Linked DNA regions of Mus musculus: all the other regions are linked to region 1. A link is a loop called in an ENCODE intact Hi-C map of the cell type or tissue named here. Cell type or tissue: left cerebral cortex. All regions are shown on one strand.

The links. Hi-C counts contacts between places; a loop is a spot of excess contacts. Peaks named below come from ENCODE experiments on the same cell type or tissue, not always from the same donor. Only the 100,000 strongest peaks of a DNase experiment are listed, where the experiment ranks them.
Region 2: it touches region 1 in a loop (5-fold over the local background); 6 of 42 quality-filtered maps call a loop at or near these places.
Region 3: it touches region 1 in a loop (4-fold over the local background); 2 of 42 quality-filtered maps call a loop at or near these places.

The regions. Positions count from the first base shown.
Region 1 is chr15:43,754,681-43,762,680 of GRCm38, reverse strand. No RefSeq gene overlaps it. Among named protein-coding and RNA genes, the nearest start is that of Tmem74, 110 kb to the left of the region's middle. In left cerebral cortex, a CTCF peak has its summit at 4,193 (motif pointing right); a DNase peak (open chromatin) is centred at 4,252.
Region 2 is chr15:43,166,414-43,174,413 of GRCm38, reverse strand. It overlaps Rspo2 (R-spondin 2), which reads left to right and starts at 3,596. Exons shown (of 6, transcript NM_001357956.1): 1 at 3,596-4,042; 2 at 4,419-4,683. The coding sequence starts at 4,590. In left cerebral cortex, CTCF peaks have their summits at 3,499 and 6,572; DNase peaks (open chromatin) are centred at 4,618, 4,880, 5,132, 6,593 and 3 more places; H3K4me3 peaks cover 2,498 bases; H3K27ac peaks cover 1,050 bases.
Region 3 is chr15:43,278,345-43,286,344 of GRCm38, reverse strand. It overlaps Eif3e (eukaryotic translation initiation factor 3, subunit E), which reads left to right and starts at 3,609. Exons shown (of 13, transcript NM_008388.2): 1 at 3,609-3,742; 2 at 7,923-8,000. The coding sequence starts at 3,653. In left cerebral cortex, no CTCF peak of the experiment used is centred here; a DNase peak (open chromatin) is centred at 3,576; H3K4me3 peaks cover 1,896 bases; H3K27ac peaks cover 578 bases.

The sequences.
Region 1 (8,000 bases):
AGTTCTTTTGTGATTGTGTTACCTCACTCAGGATGAGTCTAACCATTTGCCTAGGAATTTCATAAATTCATTCTTTTTAATAGCTGAGTAGTATTCCATTATGTAAATGTACCACATTTTCTGTATCCATTCCTCTGTTGAGGGGCATCTGGGTTCTTTCCAGCTTCTGGCTATTATAAATAAGGCTGCTATGGACATAGTGGAGCATGTGTCCTTCTTACTGGTTGGGACATCTTCTGGATATATGCCCAGGAGAGGTATTGCAGGATCCTCCTGTAGTACTATGTCCAATTTTCTGAGGAACCGCCAGACTGATTTCCAGAGTGGTTGTACAAGCTTGCAATCCCACCAACAATGGAGGAGTGTTCCTCTTTCTCCACATCCAGCCAGCATCTGCTATCACCTGAATTTTTTATCTTAGCCATTCTGACTGGTGTGAGATGGAATCTCAGGGTTGTTTTGATTTGCATTTCTCTGATGATTAAGGATGTTGAACATTTTTTCAGGTGCTTCTCAGCCATTCGGTATTCCTCAGGTGAGAATTCTTTGTTTAGCTCTGAGCCCCATTTTTTAATGGGATTATTTGATTTTCTGGAGTCCACCCTCTTGAGTTCTTTATATATATTGAATATTAGTCCCCTATCTGATTTAGGATAGGTAAAGATCCTTTCCCAATCTGTTGGTGGCCTTTTTGCCTTATTGATGGTGTCTTTTGCCTTGCAAAAGCTTTGCAGTTTTATGAGGTCCCATTTGTCAATCCTCGATCTTAAAGCACAAGCCATTGCTGTTCTATTCAGGAATTTTTCCCCTGTGCCCATATCTTTGAGGCTTTTCCCCACTTTCTCCTCTATAAGTTTCAGTGTCTCTGGTTTTAGGTAGAGTTCCTTGATCCACTTAGATTTGACCTTAGTACAAGGAGTTAGGAATTGATCAATTCGCATTCTTCTACATGATAACCACCAGTTGTGCCAGCACAATTTGTTGAAAATGCTGTCTTTCTTCCACTGGATGGTTTTAGCTCCCTTGTCGAAGATCAAGTGACCATAGGTGTGTGGGTTCATTTCTGGGTCTTCAATTCTATTCCATTGGTCTACTTGTCTGTCACTATACCAGTACCATGCAGTTTTTATCACAATTGCTCTGTAGTACAGCTTTAGGTCCGGCATGGTGATTCCACCACTGGTTCTTTTATCTTTGAGAAGAGTTTTTGCTATCCTAGGTTTTTTGTTATTCCAGATGAATTTGCAGATTCCCCTTTCTAATCCGTTGAAGAATTGAGTTGAAATTTTTATGGGGATTGCATTGAATCTGTAGATTGCTTTTGGCAAGATAGCCATTTTTACAATGTTGATCCTGCCAATCCATGAGCATGGGAGATCTTTCCATCTTCTGAGATCTTCTTTAATTTCTTTCTTCAGAGACTTGAAGTTCTTATCATACAGATCTTTCACTTCCTTAGAGTCACGCCAAGGTATTTTATATTATTTGTGACTATTGAGAATGGTGTTGTTTCCCTAATTTCTTTCTCAGCCTGTTTATTCTTTGTGTAGAGAAAGGCCATTGACTTGTTTGAGTTAATTTTATATCCAGCTACTTCATTGAGGCTGTTTATCAGGTTTAGGAGTTCTCTGGTGGAATTTTTAGGGTCACTTATATATACTATCATATCATCTGCAAAAAGTGATATTTTGACTTCATCTTTTCCAATTTGTATCCCCTTGATCTCCTTTTGTTGTCGAATTGCTCTGGCTAGGACTTTAAGGACTATGTTGAAGAGGTAGGGAGAGAGTGGACAGCCTTGTCTAGTCCCTGATTTTAGTGGGATTGCTTCCAGCTTCTTACCATTTACTTTGATGTTGGCTACTGGTTTGCTGTAGATTGCTTTTATCATGTTTAGGTATGGGCGTTGAATTCCTGATCTTTCCAAGACTTTTATCATGAATGGGTGTTGGATCTTGTCAAATGCTTTCTCCGCATCTAATGAGATGTTCATGTGGTTTTTGTCTTTGTGTTGAGGAATACCGAATGGCTGAAAAGCACCTGAAAAAATGCTCAGCATCCTTAATCATCAGAGAAATGCAAATCAAAACAACCCCGAGATTCCATCTCCCACCAGTCAGAATGGCTAAGATAAAAAATTCAGGTGACAGCAGATGCTGGCTGGATGTGGAGAAAGAGGAACACTCCTTCATTGTTGGTGGGATTGCAAGCTTGTACAACCACTCTGGAAATCAGTCTGGCGGTTCCCAGAAAATTGGACATAGTACTACCGGAGAATCCTGCAATACCTCTCCTGGGCATATATCCAGAAGATGTCCCAACCAGTAAGAAGGACACATGCTCCACTATGTTCATAGCAGCCTTATTTATAATAGCCAGAAGCTGGAAAGAACCCAGATGCCTCCCAACAGAGGAATGGATACAAAAAATGTGGTACATTTACACAATGGGGTACGACTCAGCTATTAAAAAGAATGAATTTGTGAAATTCCTAGGCAAATGGTTGGACCTAGAGGGCATCATCCTGTGTGAGATAACACAGTCACAAAAGAACTCAAATGATATGTACTCACTGATAAGTGGATATCAACCCAGAAACTTAGTATAGCGAGATATAAGAGACAATTTGTAAAACACATGAAACTGAAGAAGAATGAAGACCAAAGTGTGGACACTTTGCCCCTTCTTAGAATTGGAAACAATCACCCATGGAAGGAGTTACAGAGACAAAGTTTGGAGCTGAGACAAAAGGATGGATCATCTAGAGACTGCCATATCCAGGGATCCATCCCATAATTAGCCTCCAAATGATGACACCATTTCATACACTAGGAAGCGTTTGCTGAAAGGACCCTGATATAGCTGTCTCTTGTGAGACTAGGCTGGGGCCTAGCAAACACGTAAGTGGATGCTCACAGTCAGCTATTGGATGGATCACGGGGCCCCCAATGGAGGAGATAGAGAAAGCAATCAAGGAGCTAAAGAGATCTGCAACCCTGTAGGTGCAACAACATTATGAACTAACCAGTACCCAGGAGCTCTTGACTCTAGCTGCATATGTATCAAAAGATGGCCTGGTAAGCCATCACTGGAAAGAGAGGCCCATTGGACATGCAAACTTTATATGCCCCAGTACAGGGGAACACCAGAGCCAAAAAGTGGGAATAGGTGGGTAGGGGAGTTGAGGGTATGGGGGACTTTTGGGTTAGCATTGGAAATGTAATTGAGGAAAATACATAATAAAAAAAAAGATTCCATACCACAAGGACAAAAAAAAAATAAAAAGAGTGTTATGAATACCTGATTGAAATTTGGCATTGTGCTCCTTTTATTTCATAAGGGACCTTGAAAACCTGGACAGTAAGAAACCAGTTCCTTTAGACAGCCTTCCTCCATCCCTTTCAGTCTGAGATGGGTGAGTCCTTCCAGACACAGAAGGTCTCTGTTGGAGGGTGTCATCAAAGTGCTGTCTCTAATCATTGACTTGCATTTTTATCTTCTGAATGGGTACAGACGAGTCCAGCTCTTCGTGGTTATTGTATTCATGGCATCTTAGCACATAGTGGATGATTGATGACTGTTTGCTAAAGGATTATCTTTAGTGGAATAGAATATTAAATCTGTTCTTATAGACCAAATGTTCTCTTAAACTCTCTTGCCTGGAAATCTGCAGACTATGATCTCTCTCTCTCTCTCTCTCTCTCTCTCTCTCTCTCTCTCTCTCTCTCTCTTCTCTTAAACTCTCTTGCCTGGAAATCTGCAGACTATGATCTCTCTTTCTCTCTCTCTCTCTCTCTCTCTCTCTCTCTCTCTCTCTCTCTCTCTTTCTTCTCTTAAACTCTCTTGCCTGGAAATCTGCAGACTATGATCTCTCTCTCTCTCTCTCTCTCTCTCTCTCTCTCTCTCTCTCTCTCTCTCTCACACACACACACACACACACACACACACACACACACACACACACAAACAATAAGAATATCTGTAATCCTGGCTCTGGTCTAGTGAATTTGGAAAATGTATCATAGGTCATGGTGGTTCCTTCTATGCTTCCTTGTTGCTGATATCTTCAGTTCTCAGATATAGACAAGCAGGTGGAGCTTTTCAAGCATAGAACTCTTTTTTGGTTAAATAATAAAATTTAACCTCTGTCCCCAATTTTACAAACACAGGAACTGTTAATGTCTTTGGTATTTTTGCCAATGATCCAGAAGGGGGCAGCATTTATTCACAGTAACGAAACTTAGCAACCCTTTCAAAGTCTTCAAAGCTAGACAAAATGGCCAATTAAACAGTTGGTGTATTTATATACGTCAAGAACAGAGAAAAGTGTGGGTATCCTAGCATCCACTTTGCTGTATAGGCATCTCATGAAAAAATAACATATAGCTCCATGAAAGAAAATCACTCACGACTGAATCCTTGATGCTGGGCACAGTTTTTAGTACATATTGGTGCTCAAAACATTCATTATTTATAAATACTACAGGTATAATGCATTGACAGAATCATTCCACAACACAAATGTAAACTAGAACAACCCATGTGTGGATCTCTTTTTACTCAGCACTGTTTTCATGGACCTAACTCAGTTCTGTATATATGCAGCTCCAACTCATATATTTACTTAACAAATATGCTGAACACCTGACATATAGTTTTTTTAAAAAAAAAAACATGATCTACTCTTCTTAACAAAATATACACCATCAACTGGATCCTGGAATAAGGGTTAAATTGGAGTTGAACTGTACTTTCATGTGTACCATGTGATAGATTTCATGGCAGAAATGAGTCTAATTAATACTAGACACATCAGGGAGTAAAAATGACGATTTGGGATCAGATGATCTACCTGTTCAGCTACTTTTAAATGTTACTACCTATGTCACCTTCCTCCCAGTAAAGGTTGATTGTAACCCACCTTCTCAGGTAGAGATAAGGATGAGAGGGTTTGCTACCGTTCCAATGTTGCACAGCTGAGCACTCACAGGTTTACTTCTATCCAGTCTTCTCCCGAGGGTTCCACAGCCCTTTGTGTAGTATCAGCCCCATCCACTCACCATCTATAACAGTTTTCACAAAGACTCAATCTTTAGAACTATTTTAGGCTCAAAGCAAATGTAAACTTATCAGTTCATTCAGGAACTAATATATAATTTGGCATTATGTAAACTCTTAGTATCACACCCCTATAGAATGAAATAGATCTCCCCTCTTTTATCCTATAAGACTTTAACAATCTTGTTCTTTATATTTAGTTATAAATCCATATTTTATTCAAAAAAATTGAAGATCTCTACCTGATATTCTCTCTGATTCCTCTGTCTCTCTCTGTGTCTCTCTGTGTCTATCTATCTATCTATCTATCTATCTATCTATCTATCTATCATCTTTCTCCTTCCCTCTCCCTCTTCCCTCTATCTCTCCTTTTCACTCTTTCCTTCCTCTATACCTGTCTCTTCTATTTTCCTTTCTCTCTTCCTCTCTCTGTTTCTTAAACTATCAAGCAGTTCTTCCAACATTTGTCAAAAAAAAGACAAAGTTTTCTCAGTCTCATTGACTTTCTTCCATTAAGTCACTGCATTTTAATATATCTATTTGAGACTATTTGTTACTGATCTACTTGGTTATATTTTGGCCAATAATTACAGCTTTATTTTGAGTCTTCAAGTTATATGATATAAATGGTTCAGCTATATAGTTCTTCTTTCCTCTTGTATTGGTTATTCTTGATTTTTGCCCCACACAGAACTATAGAATCATTATTTTTAGTATTCCATAGAATAACTTCTGGCATTTTAACTGGATTTTTGTAGAGTGGTTGCATTGGGAAATCTTGCCAACTTTGAGTATTCTGTCTATGAAAATAGAATATCCCCTATTTTTCCTCTTTAATTTGTCTCATAATTTTGCAGGTTACCTTAAATAGATATCATACACATTTTGTTATATTTGTACCTATCTAATTTTGATAGGGGTATACATATAGACATATATTGTATTTTGTATTTTAAATTTTAGTTTTTCATTGCTAATATTTAGAAAATGATTTGCTTTGTAGCCTGATCTTATATCTTGGCACTCTTGTATAGTAGTTTATTAGTTCCAATGGGTTTATTTTCTCATTTTTTCAGATTTCCTAGATGGCTAATCATGTCATCTGTGAACAAGAGAAATTCTATTTCGTTTTTCTTGATCTTCCCTTCTTAATTCCCTTCCATGCCCTGTTTCATTTCCTAAGATTTCTAGTATGATGCAGAAAGGAGTTGCGAACAGAGAACATTTTGTCCTGATCTTCGCAAATAATCTTCTAAATTCCTTTAGATGCTAATGTTAGTTGTACAGTTGTCTTTGTAGGTGTTTTCTATCATATTTAGTAAGTTTTCTCTGGTTTTCTGGGAGTTGTTTTTTTTGTTTTTGTTTTTTTTAAACTGTGAATTGATACAGGATTTTGTCATCTACTCTTTCTGCTTCTATTATGATTACGTGATTTCTTCTTTAGCTTATTGTTATCTTATTGATTTTTCACATGTTGATTCAGAGCTGATAAAATGGCTCAGCTGGTAAAAAGCATTTGCCATCAAGCCCAGCAACTTAAGTTAAATATTCAGGATCAACATGGTAGATAAAGAGGAGGACTCCTATAAGTTGCCTTGTGATTTCCATACATAAACTAAGTCATGAAACACACACACACACACACACACACACACACACACACACACACACAGAGTAACATTTTTTTAAGGTTCACTCAGGAGCTGGAGTGATAGCTTGGTGGTTAGCAGCTATTCTTCCAGAGGACCAGCATTCAATTCCCTGCACCCATATGGCAGCTCACAACTGTCGGTAACTCCAGTTCAAGGGGACTCTACAACCTTAGAAAAACATGAATGCAGGCAAAACACCAATGCACTAAAAAAAAAAATTATAAAAAAAGGTTAACTCGACTTAGCATACCTGGAATAAATCGGATTTTGAAGGGAAGGTGAGGGGAGAGGAAGAGGGAGGGGTAGGAAAAGGAAGAGCTGAGGGGAGAGGACAGGGGAGTTTAAGGGAAAGGAGAGAGGAGGGGAGGGCAGGGGAGGGGAGGAGAGGAGAGGAGAGGAGAGGAGAGGAGAGGAGAGGAGAGGAGAGGAGAGGAGAGGAGAGGAGAGGAGAGGAGAGGAGAGGAGAATCAGTGGTGATTCTGGGAACAAAGGGCAGTGGCTAGCTAGAGATTTATAAGAAGAGCCCAGATCTTGCCCAGCTTGTCTGGGAACATTTTCTCTTTGAGGGTGATTTGTTAAGGTCAGACTTTCCAGAGAGTCAATTTTGGATTAATCTTCACATTTAGAGGCATCAAAGCCAAGCCAAGATTGTTTTCCAGAAATAAGATTTTATAGGAAGAGTCTACCTATATGTTGTGTAGAAATTGGTGACTGTTCGACTTCATATTTAATAACAGTTACTGTATAGAAAAAGTAGTAATATTGCAATAACTTGGAAAACACTACTTTTCAAATGTTTTATTTCATTTATGTGTATGGGTGGGGTCAGGTATGTGCATGTGAATGCAAGTGACTTTGGAGACCAGAAGAGGATATCAAATCCCTGTAGCTGAAGTTATAGGCAGTTGTGTGCTGATCATTGTGTGTGCAGGATGATGAACTCTGGCCCTCTTCTAGAGCAGTGCATGCTCTTAATCATTGAGCCATCTCTCCAGCACAACAAAATAGTAAATACATGTATTTTAAAGTTCTTTTCTTTTCAGAACAGACATAGGCCCACATGGCAATAAATATGAAATGGTCAACTCTAAAACCATAAAATGCTTTTATTGCCGTTTTCAGAGTAAGTACTGTGGCATTGAATTCTTTAACCGATACACTTCTCATTCTATGTTGAGAAGAATCATCTAAGTGAATCCATTAACAAGAACCTCTGTGGAAATTCTACATTAAAAGACTCCTTATACAATAACTGGGACCAACTGGAAATCCACAAATCCAATGTGTGGT
Region 2 (8,000 bases), 590 kb after region 1:
GAGAGACAGAGAACACAAAGGTATATGGTATATGCAACTGTCCAGTTCAACTTTCCTAGTTTTAGGAATTTATCATGTAAAATCATGTGAAGCAGTACTTTTTAAAATCAGAAAAAAAGATGACAATGTAGGGAATTGACTAAATAAAATGCAAATGTACATGATTTTATGAAAGGAAAAAAAATGACAGTGAACTGAACTCCAAGGCACACTTAAAACATTGAGGTCTGAATTAGTATCCATGTCGCTCCAAAGAGAGACACTAGGATGCTAAAGAGGTAAGAACACATGTATAAATGTACATAGCTTCACATATATGTGAGTATACACACACACACACACACACACACACACACACATTGATTGGCAAGCACAAAAATAGCTAAAGGATTTACCTCTGAACATCTACTCAAATGTGGGAAGCTATACGAAAGTAAAACACACTCTAAGAAAGAGAACAGGCTGCCTGGGAGAGGGAGGTGCCAGGGGCTTAGACAGGAAGGTAGTTTTCAAAAACTGAAAACTTAAGCTATCTGAATGAATGATACAAAATAAAAGAAGACACAAGAATTTCCAGTCACCTGAGATATCTCACACTCCTGTTCTTTCAACCTTCTAGCTGAAAGGAGAAAGAGCCATGAGAAACTGTTAAAGGTAAGAAAATGGCATGCATAAATACACCCACTTGATTGATAGGCACCCATATTTTATTAAGACTATATTCAGCTCTGGAAGTGTGGAAGTGGACTCATAACTCAAAAGGCTTTTCAAGAATAAACTGTTTCCAAGGGAGAGAGCCATTCTGATAGCAGTGAATGATGTGGAGTATGCCTCATCAGTGTGTTTTGTAAACAAACACTGGGCACACACCTATTTACAAAGCTCCTTAATGAAACCAGTCAACTAGAAGAAAATATCTCTTGTCTCCAGAATGGAGTGACTGTGAACCACCAGCTCTAACAACAGCACATTCTGAGCTTAGAAACAAAAGGAAGCAAAGATACGTACGGGATTAAGATCTTTCACAGTTTGGGATCCAGTGAGGCTATGCTTTAAGTGGGAGACTGATCCTAGATTCTTGAAATAAATACTTAGTGTGGGGACAAGGAAAAGATTTTATACAGATAAGTTTGTGGCAAAAATCAAGCGTAAGTCTTTAAATACAGCATTGTGACAGACTTTAAGGTTCTGTTCTATCCTTTACAAAGATGGAGGAGACCAGAATATGATAAAAAAATACTCAGGCATCTTTTCTCCCAGTGTCTATCTTTGTGTGTGTGTGTGTGTGTTATTAAACACATTTGACCATAGGCTGCAAAAGTGATGTGTTAAATTCTTTTCTCACACATTGAACACTGAAGCTGGCCACTCTAAAATATTTCAGGTTAAGACAGGGCAACTCAAAGGAGCGACATTCTGAAGTATTGGGGGATAAGCAGCCCATAAATCCAATCTATTCACTGATGACTTTGCTCTCAGACACCTTAGACCCCATGGCAAATTCCTAAAAGATGGATTTTAGGTAGAAGAGGTGAAAGGGAACTTGATCTAATTTCCTGAAACTACTGCCATAGAAGTGGAGATCCAGATAACTGTGCAAAGTAACCCAGTGAAGTAGTGCGACATACCCTTGTGTTTGTGCTCATTTGAATGGTTGCTGATAAATGCATCACTCTTAAGTGTGTTCAGAGCTATGCAGGAACCGAGAAGCTTATTTAGGGAAGCGTTTTCTTTCCTCTTGAATTTCATCCTTATAGGACAGCACACTGGGTGAGAGGAGAGAGTGCTGCTTATCAAGCTGGAGAGAGAATAGCCTATGCTGAGTTGTTTCCAGTCATTTCCAAATTTTGTGATAAAATGTCAACAGTTAAGAACACTGTGTGCTCTTCCAGAGGACTGAGGGTTCAATTCCCAGCATCCACATGTCCACTGACAACGGTCTGTAAGTCTATTCCCTGGAGATCTGACACCCTCTTGTGGCCTTGAAAGGGACCAGGAACACATGCAACATACTTGCACACACGCAGGCAAAACACCAACACACACACACACACACACACACACACACAAACACACACACACTAAATATATATTTTTTTAAATAAAAGTTGAGGATTTGAGAAGCTGGGTCAAAGTAACTGCTTCCAAGTGTCCTGTCAGAAGTTTGCACCCTGTGGGCAAGTCTCATGGCTCAATTTTCTTATCAAGGAAACGGCACCAGTAACTTCAACTCTGGCTCACTTAGTCGTTCTCAGGGACCCCAATTCCTAGAACAGAAATATCACAGCCAAATAGTGGAGTGATTAATAAACATGGCTATTAAAGCCCCCATTACTTCTATATGATTCTTCAGTTCAAATTTCTGAGCCCATGCAGAAACTGAAGGAACAAAAGGGAGAATTGAAATAGTACAAAATGTTATTAAGGAGCCTGGGCTGGGCATGTGTTTGTAATCCTAGCTCTTAGGTGGTGGAGGCAGAGGGATTGGGAATTCTAGGTCAGCCTTACTAGGATGAGTTCCAGGTTGGCCTGGGCTACAACCCAATCTCAAAAATAAAACCAACCAACAGCCACTAAAAAGCTACAGTAACAACGTGCCTAGTAACACATTTAAAGAGACGTCTATATTGCCACGTCTAATATTATAGATTCTTATCTTTTGCTCAAAGAAGACATACATTATTTCCCTATATTGCCAAGTCTAACATTATAGATTCTTATCTTCTGTTCAAAGAGGAAATACATTATTCCCAATAGCAGTGAATGTATGGCAGACGATTTCACTAGATTAAAATTGGTAGCACCTAATGTTTTTAATGAGTGATATAGTAAGTAGTTCTCCAACTCAGGGCATTTGAAGTTTAATTCAGACCTTGGGAAACAAAGGAGGGGTAAAGATTAAGAACAAAACAAACTAGTGGTAAACATTCGATTTCTGAAGAAGAAAGCTCCCAATTTTTTGAGTATTGCAAAGTATCACATATGTTTGTGAAATCTGTTGGGAAAAAAATAAAGTAAAGGAAAAAAAACAGCTGTGTGGAAAGGTAAAGGCAATGGGAAATACTAAACTTACTCCTTAAACTGAGCATGCGTTTCAATTTCTGGGGACGTCTGCCTTCAGAGCAGGGCTAGGATTTAAATTTTGGGAAAAGGGCAGAGGTTTGTCTTCTTGTTTTTTTTTTTTTTTTAAAGGCTGAAGTGTTTTTTCAGAAGCAGCAGTCTCATCCTGGCACTCAGGAGGAAAGTAGAAGGTACCTTCAGTTCCCCATCAAATTCTTCTGGAGAAAGGCTAATTGGTGAGGTGGGAATCGACTCCATTGTTCCCGAGAGGACACCTTGGGTGTGAACAGCAAGGGCAGGCCATATCGCTCACCCTAGGTGCTCTTCAGTTTAGACCATCCCTCTGGGAAAGCCGGGTGAGCATTATTTTTCTTACACGAAGCTCTCTGCATGCCGTCAGTACTCTTTAGGACCTCAGGGAAACCCGAGCGTTTCTGGCTTTAGGACCCAGGAACTCTGAGGCAGCCTGGCTTTAGATGTCTTGGACCACAGCACCACCTACTTATAGAAGCATCCCGAGCCTTAGCTTGTCTGCATCTCCATCGGAAAGTGCGCTGGCTACATCCCTTCGGCCTCCGGGCAGTGTTCTGTCTCCCTTAGCTCAGGCAGCGAGAAACTTCAGCTGCGAAGTGGTGGTGGAGAGAGCCCTGGGAGCAGCGACTGGACCCGGACACCAAGAAGAGAGTGGACGCGCCCCTCGACTAGGAATCGCTCTCGCAGGCGGAGACCCAGCATCTCAGCGCCTGCGGTCGCGCTTGCCCGGCCGCGCGCTTTTGCTAGGCGCCGCCAGCCCCGAGGACCCTCGGGGTCCGCGGACCCTTCTGCAGCCGGCGGAATCCTAAAGCTGCCAAGAGCTCCCGGCGGGTGTCCGCAAACTTTTTCCGAGCCCACGTGCTGACCAAACAGCCCGGCTCGCTTCCAGAGCCTGGCATGGAGCGCCGCGCCTAGGCACGCCGTGCAGCCCGAGAGACGCGAGCGCACGGTAGGCGATCTACACCTGGTGCTGGGGCGCTGGGATAGCCCATCCGGGGAGCGAAAGGCTTCAGAGCGCCCCTTGAAAGCCCTGCGCTCGGCTGCTTCTAGAGCGCCTTTCCTTCTGCAGAGCTCGCACAACGCCCTTTCTCCAGGGTCAGAAGGCAGTGCTCCGCAGAGGTTGCTAATTCACTGATTGTAATCACCTTCCTCTCCAAGTCTCCTGCAGCTGTGCCATCTGCGTTAAACTGCTGCGTGGATCGTGCCAGTGAGTTCGCGTCCTCCCTCCCTCCTTTCTTTAAACTAAGAGGCGCGAAGGTGCAGGTACCTCCTCCGGGTTCTCTCAGTCCTCCACCCACCCAGCTTCTCTTTTCCTCCTCTCCCAGGTTCACCGTGGAGGGAGAGATGCTCATCGAGCCAAATTGATCATTGCAGCCGCAGGGCAGTGACATCTGTCTCTAAGTCCTCCCTAGGAGCGCGACCCGCACTGTCTCCTTCCAGGAGCCCGTCATTTCCTCGACTTTTGAGAGGTGTCTCTCCCCAGCCCGACCGTCCAGATGCGTTTTTGCCTCTTCTCATTTGCCCTCATCATTCTGAACTGTATGGATTACAGCCAGTGCCAAGGCAACCGATGGAGACGCAATAAGCGAGGTGGGTCGCGCTCGGCTGAAGGTGCGTGGAGTTCCTGAGTGGGTGGGAGTGCTTATTCACATTTAGGCTTTAGGGACTCGAGGGACAGGACTGTGCTCTGCACCCCAGTTTTTGTGTGGGCTACCACTGACCATTCTCAGGGTCACAGAACTCCACAGAAAGCTTCCTTCTGTCCCTAGTGGGTGCGATGGGACCTTAGAAGCATTGGGAGCTTGATGTGCTGGGCTTCCCTCCCGCAAGCGCCCAGGGATTTATCATGTGGTTCACAGTCTGTGCCACCTCTCCTGAACTCTTCTTTGGATCACATTTCTTATGTGGCACCATTTTTCTAGTTTTCTCCTTTTGTCTTCTTAATCATCTTCCTTGAAGTCCAAGTGTCTTTAATTTCCCGACCCACGTGTGCCCTAAATCCTGCTCCAGATAATTTTAGACATGGTCTGGCGTGTGTGTGTGTGTGTGTGTGTGTGTGTGGAGGGGGTGTTGTTGGGGAGAAATGTCAAGTTGCATGGGAGAACCTGAGTTGCGGAGAAAAAAAAAAGCTACACTGTTCCACTTTTCCGGAACCCTAGCAGAGATGGGAATTTAATGAATTAAGTAGCGACTCCTACTCTGGCTTTCTCAGGGAGTTCTCCCCTACAGCGTGAATGTTTGTTACAAATAAGCCCACATTGCCCTGTTTGTTTTCTCAAAAGCGGCAGTTTCTGGGAAGGGTTTTGTACTCAATGAGATTCATGTGAGTCTTTTTAAATGCTAGCTTCTCCATCCATCACTTGTGTGAAGGGTGAAGGCAGATGGAAGCCTCCAGAAAGATTTCAGAGAATTCAACTTTAGTGTGCACATATTTCTGGACTCCTGTCTTCCAGTCTTACTGGGGAGGGGCAGCTAAACCAAGGGCATTTTTTGAGCCAGACACAATGAAGTTTTCTGTAGCGACGTAAACACGTACAGCATCACACAGACATAGCGTTGAAGTACTAGCACAGGGCCCTTTGTTAGCACCTGAGGAGAGTCAGTTGTCTGACCACCAATTTGGTCTTTTTACACTGATAGAGTTTGTCATGAGGCTTGGAGACCTTGGCTTTGTTTTTCCAGGCTATAAACGACTCTGATGGGATAAAGACTCTGGCCCTGAAGCTAGTTTTGGAGGGATCAGTGCTGTTGTTGACATTTTGAGGGGGCATTAAGCTTTCCTCATGAGCTGAAGAGCTTGGCCTATTCCAGAGCAAAACTTCACGTCATCCATGGTGTGTGACAATCAACGAACTAGTGTTTTTTAATTTGCTACATGTCTCTGGCTTATTATAAAGAACACATATATCCACCCCAGTCTTTTTTTTTTTTCTGCATCATTTCTGACATTTGAGGAATGTTTCTTTATTTCAGAGGTTACTACATATAAAACATCATGGAGAAAGTCCTCTTCAAAAGCTGGGAGAGTTTGATGTTGCTACCCAACTTTGAAAAGTGACTCTTTATCTCTTCTCACCTCTTCCAACAGGACCCTTTCTCCATGCCATTATGTTTTCAGGTGTTGTTTGGCAGATGTGGCAATACTTATATCATTATTACTATTATTATTATTATTATTATTATTATTATTATTATTATTATTATATTGTGGTCTGCAGTGTTTGGAGAAGCTATGTCTGCTTTAAAAAAAAACTGGAACTGAAATCAATTTTGTTGAAAATACAAAAGCTCATAAAGTTTGCAAAATACAGAAGTACCTAAAACTCCTTAGCACATTCCTGACTATTACATGACTTGGACTTCTGATTCCCACTGCTGGCCCCTGTGCTTGCGTGCAGAAGAATTAGGGGCATTGTCTGAGATACAGTGTGGAGATGCTGCTGAGTGGAGAATGGTATCACAGCACTCCTGCGGCCAGGAGCGATACTGCATGCCTTTATTTCTCCTGTAGGGCCATCTCCCAGGCTCTGTGCCTGTGCTTTCCTTCTTGCGTGTCTGAATCACATCCTATTTTGTTTTCAGAGCTTGCTTTCGAAAAAAATCTCTTGCAGCTATTGCCATCTATAGTCCCAAGCTCTGACATTTAAAAACCCACTTAGAAAGTGTGCAGGGGTAATGTGTGCCAGAGCAACCTTGTCATTTCCTAAAGTTTGAAGGCTTTCATGTACATGTCAATGGGTATGGCTGTTTCAAAAAGTGTCTATCAAAGTATGTTTCTGGCTTTCTCTCCCTCAACAGATGTCTCTTCCTGAATCCCAAGTTTATGCCTGAAATAACTACAGTTTTTAAAGTGACCATACTATCTGTGCCAACAAAGGGTGCACTGTGTTTTTAATTAAAAGTGGAACTACTTAAAGGACTGGCTAGACAGCGCAGGGTCATAGTAGCTTTTCTGCCCTGCAAGGAAGCTTAAGGGACTGTATTGTGAGCATATTGAAATGAATAGAGATCTAACTCAAGTTGTGTGAATTGTCCCTCCTCACAAACTTAAGCTGCTTTTAATTGATCTCATGTCCACTGATTGATCCTATACCAATTGTTGTGCATACCAAACAATTGGCTTTTCCAAAGGAGATTGATTTAAATTAAGGTTTGGTGTTTTTTCTTTCTTTCTTTCTTTTTTTCTTTTTCTTTCTTTCTTTTTTTTTTTTTTTTTTTTTTTTTTTTTTTTGTGAATGCCTGTCTACCAGCCAAATCGTGTCAATACTGACAGTTGACATGTTAGAGCCTATTGTGGTATCAACATTTCCCCTTGCTCCTTTGTTTTGTATAGTGGCAGTTAAATATTACCTTCTAGGAAAAAAGTGATTACTACTTTAAAAAAAAAAAGGTGCTGTAGCATAAAAGATGAGTTATTTCCTTGGCTTTGTGCTCTGATGCAGGCAGGCAGCAATGGCACCAGGATTGGTTAGGCTTGCCCCTGGGACCTGATTTTCTTTTTTTCTTTTCTTTTTTTTTTTTATTCCATCTGCAAATAATCAAACCTTCACTGTGGCATATTCTCAGAACTTCTTTGGCATTATGTTTAGTCTGCTCCATGATCTCAGATGCTCCTTAATATCATTTTCTTAATGAAATAAAATCCTTGGCAGAGATCAGATCATTTAGTCAGTTAAAATCAATTGCATCCAGTCTGAAATAGAGAGCAAATGTATCCTTTAGCCCCACGTTTTATTCCAAAGATAACCAGAGGATTGAGAAAATAAAATTTCAACCTCGTCAACTTTCGGGCAAAACTATCTCATGAAGACCGTCATAGACTTCGGCTGAGCTTTCTCCCTTTATTTCATAAAAGTGCATTTAATGGTCCCTAATAGGGCCCAGCTGAAACAATTTTATTAATTAGG
Region 3 (8,000 bases), 480 kb after region 1:
AGATATTAGATACAATTTGCAAAACAAATGAAACTTAAGAAGAAGGAAGACCAAAGTGTGGACACTTTGCCCCTTCTCAGAATTGGGAAGAAAACACCCATGGAAGGAGTTACAGAGACAAAGTTTGGAGCTGATTCGAAAGCATGGACCATCTAGAGACTGCCATATCCGGGGATCCATCCCATAATCAGCTTCCAAATGCTGACACCATTGCATACACTAGCAAGATTTTGCTGAAAGGACCCAGATATAGCTGTCTCTTGTGAGACTATGCAGGGGCCTAGCAAACACAGAAGTGGATGCTCACTGTCAGCTATTGGATGGATCACAGGGCCCCCAATGGAGGAGCTAGAGAAAGTACCCAAGGAGCTGGGGGGATCTGCAACCCTATAGGTGGAACAACAATATGAACTACCCAGTACCCCCCAGAGCTCCCGTCTCTAGCTGCATATGTATCAGAAGTTGGCCTAGTTGGCCATCAGTTGAAAGAGAGGCCCATTGGTCGTGCAAACTTTATATGCCTCAGTACAGGGGGACACCAAGGCCAAGTAGTGGGCGTGGGTGGGTGGGGGAGCATGTGGGGGACTTTTGGGATAGCATTGGAAATGTAAATGAAATAAATACCTAATAAAAAAAAAGAATTTCTCAAAGTCTTCCATACTCTGCTACTACTTAAATTTGAACATCCCAACATCTATATGTTCAGATAAATGCTGTCAAATGTTAACTTTCCCAGGAAGCTCTTACTTTCTCAGGCAGTGAGTTATTTCCCTCTGTCAAGCCCCAGGAACACTATGCAAAGAGTATCCTCTCATGATGTTATGATGGCTTATTCTTTGCATAATGCACTCCTTTGAAACTATTCCTCGTGGGCTAGAATTAATTTTTTTCCTTTGTCCCTCAAGAGCTCAATATGGTGATCATTCAATATTCATCAATGATTCATCAAACATTCGTTAAATGTTCATTAAACATCTGGTGAGTTTGTAAGAAGCAAACTTTACACCTGACACTACCAGAGTGAGCCAGGTGAGGCTCTTCTTGTGTTTTCTCTGTAATATCTCTTTTCTGACAACACTGGAAAGAAACTATATCAATAAAATTAGCTTTTCAATATTTAGAAATTAACCTCTATATGTGTGTGTGTGTGTGTGTGTGTGTGTGTGCATTTGACTAACCAACAACAAAAATTCCAGAAGAAAAGTAACAGAGTTTCTAATTTGTCACAACTTTTATCAATCTTATAAGTCAAACCCAATTTAATTTTAAGGGACAAAGAAAAATCACTGTCTTCATGTCTTTTTCTTAAAAATTTACTAAGTGGCTATCACTGCCTATCTGATCAAATCAAGGTTTCCCAGTCCAGCTTTGAAGGCCTTTATAGACTCTCCACATATCACTCATCGAACCCACTAGCTGTCATCGAACCACACAACTGTCAGAATTAATCTTCCTGAAATATAGGACTATTTTCTTTCATACTCAAAAATGCTTTAAGGCTCCTCAGGACTTAAGATAAATTTCTAAGTGTTCACAAATATATTTGTCTCTTGTCCTTTTTTATTTTTCCTGGGACCGCAGCCTCTCCTATAGACACTGGTGTTCAGCTAAGTTTCCAAGTTCGTTTCCTCAGGTTACTCATTCATTTTCCTGTCTATGAGTCTCTCTGGTATGCAAGTGGTTCCTGGACCACCTTCAGTGCTCTCTTCTCTGTCTATTTTAAGATGTATCATACCCAGTCAGCCAAGCATTCTCTATCTGCAGTATTCCATTGGTAGTCTATTGGGCATCAGCCTGACTGATACTCTCTGTTCTGCTCATATTTCAATCGGCTGCTCACAATACTCTAATCTTCCCTTAGTTGTTTAGATCAGTATTACACCTAGTACTACCAGCATACAAACCCCATTCTTTTCACACTGCCTGCATCCTATATCTACTAGAAGATCTACTAGAATATCTTTCTTGTAAATATCTTCAAAGCATGTTTATATATGTTGCTGTGATCTTTCTCCTTTTGCCTTTTATGTTCACTATGAGTAGATTTTTTCATCCACAACTAATTGAAAGAGTCCATGTAAAGGTCATCAATAGGATAGGATGTGCCAGGAAGAAATGACCAGAGTCAAATATTAACAGGAGAAAATTGTTGTGGATAATTTAAGTAAATGTAAATAAATAAATGGCTGTGAACAATTTAAATACAAATGTAGGCTTTATTTATTGCCATGAGCTATCAGAGCTGTTTTACTTAACTAAATGCTTCTTGGATCCTCTGGTGCTTCCCTCCTTCATCCAGGTTATATTAGTTAGGGTTTTCTAGAGAGAGACTGGTTGAATGCGTGTTATGGTTTGTATACGCTCAGCCCAGGGAGTAGCACTATTAGAATCTGTGGCCCTGTTGGAGTAGGTATGTCAGTGTTAGTGTGAGCTTTAAGACCCTCATCTTAGCTGACAAGAAGCCAGTATTCTGCTAGCAGTCTTCAGATGAAGAGGTAGAACTTTCAGATCCTCCTGAACCAAACCTGCCTGGGTGCTGCCATGTTCCTGCCTTGATGATAATAGACTGAAACTCAGAACCTGTAAGCCAACCCCAATTCAATGTCCTTAATAAGAGCTGCCTTGGTCATGGTGTCTGTTTACAACAGTAAAACCCTAAGATGTGTGTGTGTGTGTGTGTCTGTGTGTGTGTGTGTGTGTGTGTAAATTGGATTTATTTGAATGGATTACAGGTTATAGTCTATTCCAAAAATGTCTGTCTCCCAATGAAAAGTCTAAGAATATAGTAGCTGTTCAATTAAGGCTGGATGTCCTAGGTGATCTTCAGTATAAGCTGGAATCCAGGAGAACTAGGTTTTAATGTCAGCGAAAGAATGAACTTGCCAGGGAGAACAAGGGCAAGCTAGCAAAGGGCTTAATCTTCTTTTTCTATACTTAGCCTGCCTAAAGGTCCAGATTAAAGGTGGATCTTCTCATCTTAGTGATATGGATTTAAGATAGGTCTTATCTTAAATAGCTTAATTAAGAAAAATCTCTCACAGATGTACCTAACTGCTTGTGATTTTGTTAGATTCCAAATGTAGTCAAGTTGACCACCATAAATAGCCATCACATATATTTCAGTGATCTAGTTTCTAGGCTTGATCATACTTGCCCCCATTTGTGTAAGGTGAATTACCTAGATTTAACCTCCCTCACCTCTCTTTCAAACACTCTTTCAGCTTAATTTTATGCATGGTTTTCAGTTCCATTAGTAAGTTACCCAGAGTTAATAGTGTATTGCTTTAGTACTGATCTTTGAGACCTAGTTGTAGTTTCAAATATGTACTCTTTCCACGTAGATGTCAGGCAGGCTATACTTCGTCTACTTATGTGTAAAACTAAACTCTTGGGTTCTTTCCTCCTTAAAACTAGCTTTTCTTTATTGGTACAAGAAGCGACAGAACTTCCAAACAAGAGAAATTATGTGCAAAGTTTGAGCCCCACCCAGAAGGCGTGGGGAGGGAGGGAGAGGCCACCACGCGCAACTGCTGCCGTTGTCATCAGCACGCTTGGGCGGGGCCACTACTGCACATGCGCAGTGCGGGGCCTGTCCGCCTCTCGGAGCTGTCAATAAAGTTTTAGCGAACAAGCGCTCCTTTCCCCCGGCAAGATGGCGGAGTACGACCTGACTACTCGCATCGCGCATTTTCTGGATCGGCACCTGGTCTTTCCGCTTCTTGAGTTTCTCTCTGTGAAAGAGGTGAGGAAGCTTTGAGAAGGAGGACGGCGTAGGGACGAGAGAGGCGCCTGGAGACGCGGGGAGGCGGCGGCAGGGCCTACACACGTGCGAGCCGGAAGCCGGCTTGGGCCGCCCTGACAGACACGGGCTGGGCCCTGGGACAGCAGCTTCCCGCGTATCGTAGCGCTGTCGGGGTGCTCGGGGCGGTGGGACTCGGCTGTGCGTCCGGAGGGGTGAGGTGACAGCGCGGGGTTCTGGCGACGCCGGGGTCTTTGCTTCCTGGCCCGAGGCTCAGGATCCTGCGGGCGGCCATGTCTGTTTTTGCCTGAAGCTGCGTTGGCTGAGCGAGTGCTTTGGGCTCGCCACGGATGCTATTGGAAATTTCAGTTTTCTTTTTAGAAATTGAGTCTATGGCCTTGGATTTGGGTTGTGTTCAGAATCCCATTACAAGATTCTCTTACATTTCAGGCATTCTAATTTCCTTGAAGTTGTGGATACTTTGCTGTGAATTTCCTGGTCATCGATAGATATTTATTTCATAGGAATGTAGCGTACTTTGTCAGATGAGAGTGAGGACCAAGAATAACCCACAAGCTGCAATGTAAACTTTGTTTTTAGTGTTGATGTTCAGACTTAACGAAGTATGATTCAGTCATAAATGTTCAATGAGATGTCCTAAGTATGTAGTTTGGGGACTTAATACGTTTCAGTCCTGAATTTAGGAGTTTGTTTGGGGGTACTGAGAAGAAGTATTGGATTAGAACTATTATGGCTAACTATATATTGGCTTTATGGAGAAATTGATGCATTTTACTAATTACAGTAAGTAAAGTGTAAGGCTAGAATTTTGTCTAGCAGAGTTAGTAAGTTGTGCTTTCTGGACACAGATTATAACAGGGAACTGCAGATTCAGGGGCAGGTATTTTGTGTTCACTGGCAGTTTTCTAAAAAGTCTAGTAAAACTGTTTTGATGACATATATACGCTTCCAGATAGCTACGGTTTATATGACAGGTATAGTATTTATATTCATAGGAAGTTTTCTAAACAAGTGTATTGTCAGCAGGGAACAGCAAAATTAATTTTCAATAAATGCTGAAGAATGTCTTGACAGGTGGGTCATGAGCTTGATGGATATATTCTTTTTGCATTGAATTTTGTAGTCTGCACACTAGAGAGAAAAAGTTCTGACTGTCTTTTGTTTCATTTTCTGAGTATATGATATATATATATATAGATAGACAGATACAGATATAGATATATACATATTGAAGTCTCTCACCTTGCTAGTGTAGCAGAGATATTTTAGATCTGCCTGAACTTAATATTTTTGTGTTTTTTAATGCATTTATGTTTTTAAGGGAAGAATGTGTAAGTGTAGATTGTTTATTCATAGGCAAGGCTATAACTGAGACTCGGGAAACATCTAAAAGAATGTTATTACCGGGGTAGTACGGTGGCTTTAATACTTCAAGAGGAAGACCGTTCCTAAATATTGAGACATAAACTATGAAAAATCCAAGCTAAATCTCCAGCATCTCACCATTGAAAAATGTAACCTTTTTATAGATTGATGTGTCTGTAAGGTAAAAATGATACATATCAGGCAAGTATTGACTAAATACTGTTAAAATTCAAGAATTTCTGTTAACCATTAGTGGGCAAAAAAAGTACTTTGAAAGGGGGAATTGAGTCTTGGAAGCTAGGTAATTAGGACAGAGGCAGTGGTCATGATGTTTGCCATTACTGATACATTTGTATATTGGAGTATAAAAGTTCCAGGAGAGAAAAACTGGTTTCTAATCTAGGTTCTCCACATGGCCTCAGCACTTGAAATAGTTCTGCATAAAGGCTTTTAATAATCATTGAATAGTTAAATGAATTATGAATTTGCATGTCACAGTTTATTGTGTGAAGTGTCAGGTTAGAGGGTGAGTGCCAAGATAAGAAGAGTGGGTTTTGAATTTGGGCATGGGTTAGGATCGTCCTCTGTCTCGATTCCTCTGCACTTCAGAGGTTTGTTTTGTTTTGTTTCTGGTTTTGTTCTTTTGTTTTTTCTATTTTAACCAGCTTCTCAGTCATTCTACCTCTCAGTGTAAGCTCTGTTCACCTGATTTGTCTGACTGTTGTGGAGGGGTTGTTTTCCCTTTGAGATAAGATCTTGCTTGCTAGGTAACCCAGGAGGGCTTTGAACTCCTTACCTGACTGTAATTTTCCCAAGGGCTGACTTTACAAAAGTATATCACCACCCCCAACTTTCTTTTTCTTCATATAAATGAAATTCACCAACAGGATTTTATACTTGTTTAATGTTTTGAACTCCAATCCCTTGATGTGACAAGCAGGCTGTCTACCACTGTGATCTATATTCCAAGCTGTTTTTAGAAACAGAGTTTCCCTGTGTAGTCCTAGCTGGTCTAGAACTCCCTACTCCAGAGGTCGTCCTGAGTATTAACAAATGTATACCAGCACCCCTGGCTTCACGAACTAATTCCTGAGTCATCTTTCCATCTGTGAAAGTCACTGGCCCTGTGACGGCAGTTATGAATACTGACCATCAGTGCTGATGGTTAATTTGTTGTAGTCTACCAGTTTGTTCATCCATTCTAGTACTAAACGACTGTGTACTGTAAAGATTTTTGGGAATTATACTTTAAATAGATGTACTCTTGTTTTAATATCTTACAAAGTTGGTGAGTCAAAGCATGTATGATGTCAGGAAATAAAAACCTTTTTTTCTTTTTTGGGGGGGAGGGTGGGTTTCAAGACAGGGTTTCTCTGTATAGCCCTGGCTGTCCTGGAACTCACTTTGTAGACCAGGCTGGCCTCGAACTCAGAAATTCGCCTGCCTCAGCCTCTGCCTCCCGAGTGCTGGGATTAAAGGCGTGAACCACCACGCCCGGCTTAAAAACCTTTTTTCTTAAATGACTGTGTTCTTGCTAGTAGGATTTGAATGTTCTGTTTAGTCTTCATTCACACTAAGACTGATACTCTCAGGTTTTTTGTTTTGTTTTTTTATCATAGTTTTTATATATACTTCCTTTTGATTAATGAGAGCTTATGTTGTTTTGTTCATTTGATTATCTTGATTTGTTAGTGACTATTAAGATGTTTTACCCATTTCAGTTGGATTGTCATTTGTTACTGTTTTGTTGGAGTTTTATATCTAATTTGGAACATTCACGTTTGAGTCTGTGTTACATGGTTGTGAATTCTTACTAGATCTTTCTTTCCTTTGCAAGATTAAACTCAGGACATGAGTCTTATTTGGCTAAGTATCTCTCAGGTTCCTAACATATCCTAAGTAGCCTTCATGTTTGTGAGTCTATATGTATAATGTATTTCCTGTGAGTTAATATGTGTTTCCAGAACCCTTTGCAAAGCAAAACCTTGTCATGAGGTTGTTGACTTACAAAATTGGTTCTAGTTTAATTTTAGAGGTACAGATGGAGAAGCATTTAAATGGTTGCAACTCTTAAATGAGACAAATATAAAGGTAAAGGAGTGGCCACATCAAGGAGTGGTGGGTAGTCATCATGGGGATGCAAAGGATAGTAAGGAGGTAAAATATTTAAGAGCCTATTCCTAATTACCTGGGTGTGGAGAAGAAGAGAAGGTGTGGATACTTTTGTGTATTGCATATCTTTCCTAGAACAAGTAAAAGATTGCTTGATAAAACAATAATTGAGATCAGAAGTAAATGGGAATGACATTGATTTTCAAATATTTGTGTAGACAGGATATTTTGTGTAAATTGAGTGCTTCCTATATTGGTTTCTTTTCTTTTACAGTGTGTGTGTGTGTGTGTCTGTGTCTGTGTCTGTCTGTGTCTGTATATGGACAAACTCACGCAGGTGATCCTGGGTGGTGAATCAATGCCTTTATATACATATACACTACACCAGTGTTCTTCTACTGACCTGTATATCTAGCCCTATGACGCTTTCTTTAAGTAAAAATGGTGGGTGGGGGGCCCTAGGGTGCATTGGTTAGCACAGCACATGCATGGAGGTCAGAGAACAAAGGAGCACTTTGTGAGGTCATTTCTCTTCATTTTTGTGTGGCATTCAGGGATTGAAACCTGTTCTCCTGACTTCCCAACACATACACAGACACATACTTTTTCAAAATAGTTTCGTGAAGTATGGTTTTTAAATAAACTGAAGAATTTAAATATTCATTAAGTTTTTTTTTTCTTGCAGATTTATAATGAAAAAGAATTATTACAAGGAAAATTAGATCTTCTTAGTGATACCAATATGGTGGATTTTGCTATGGAT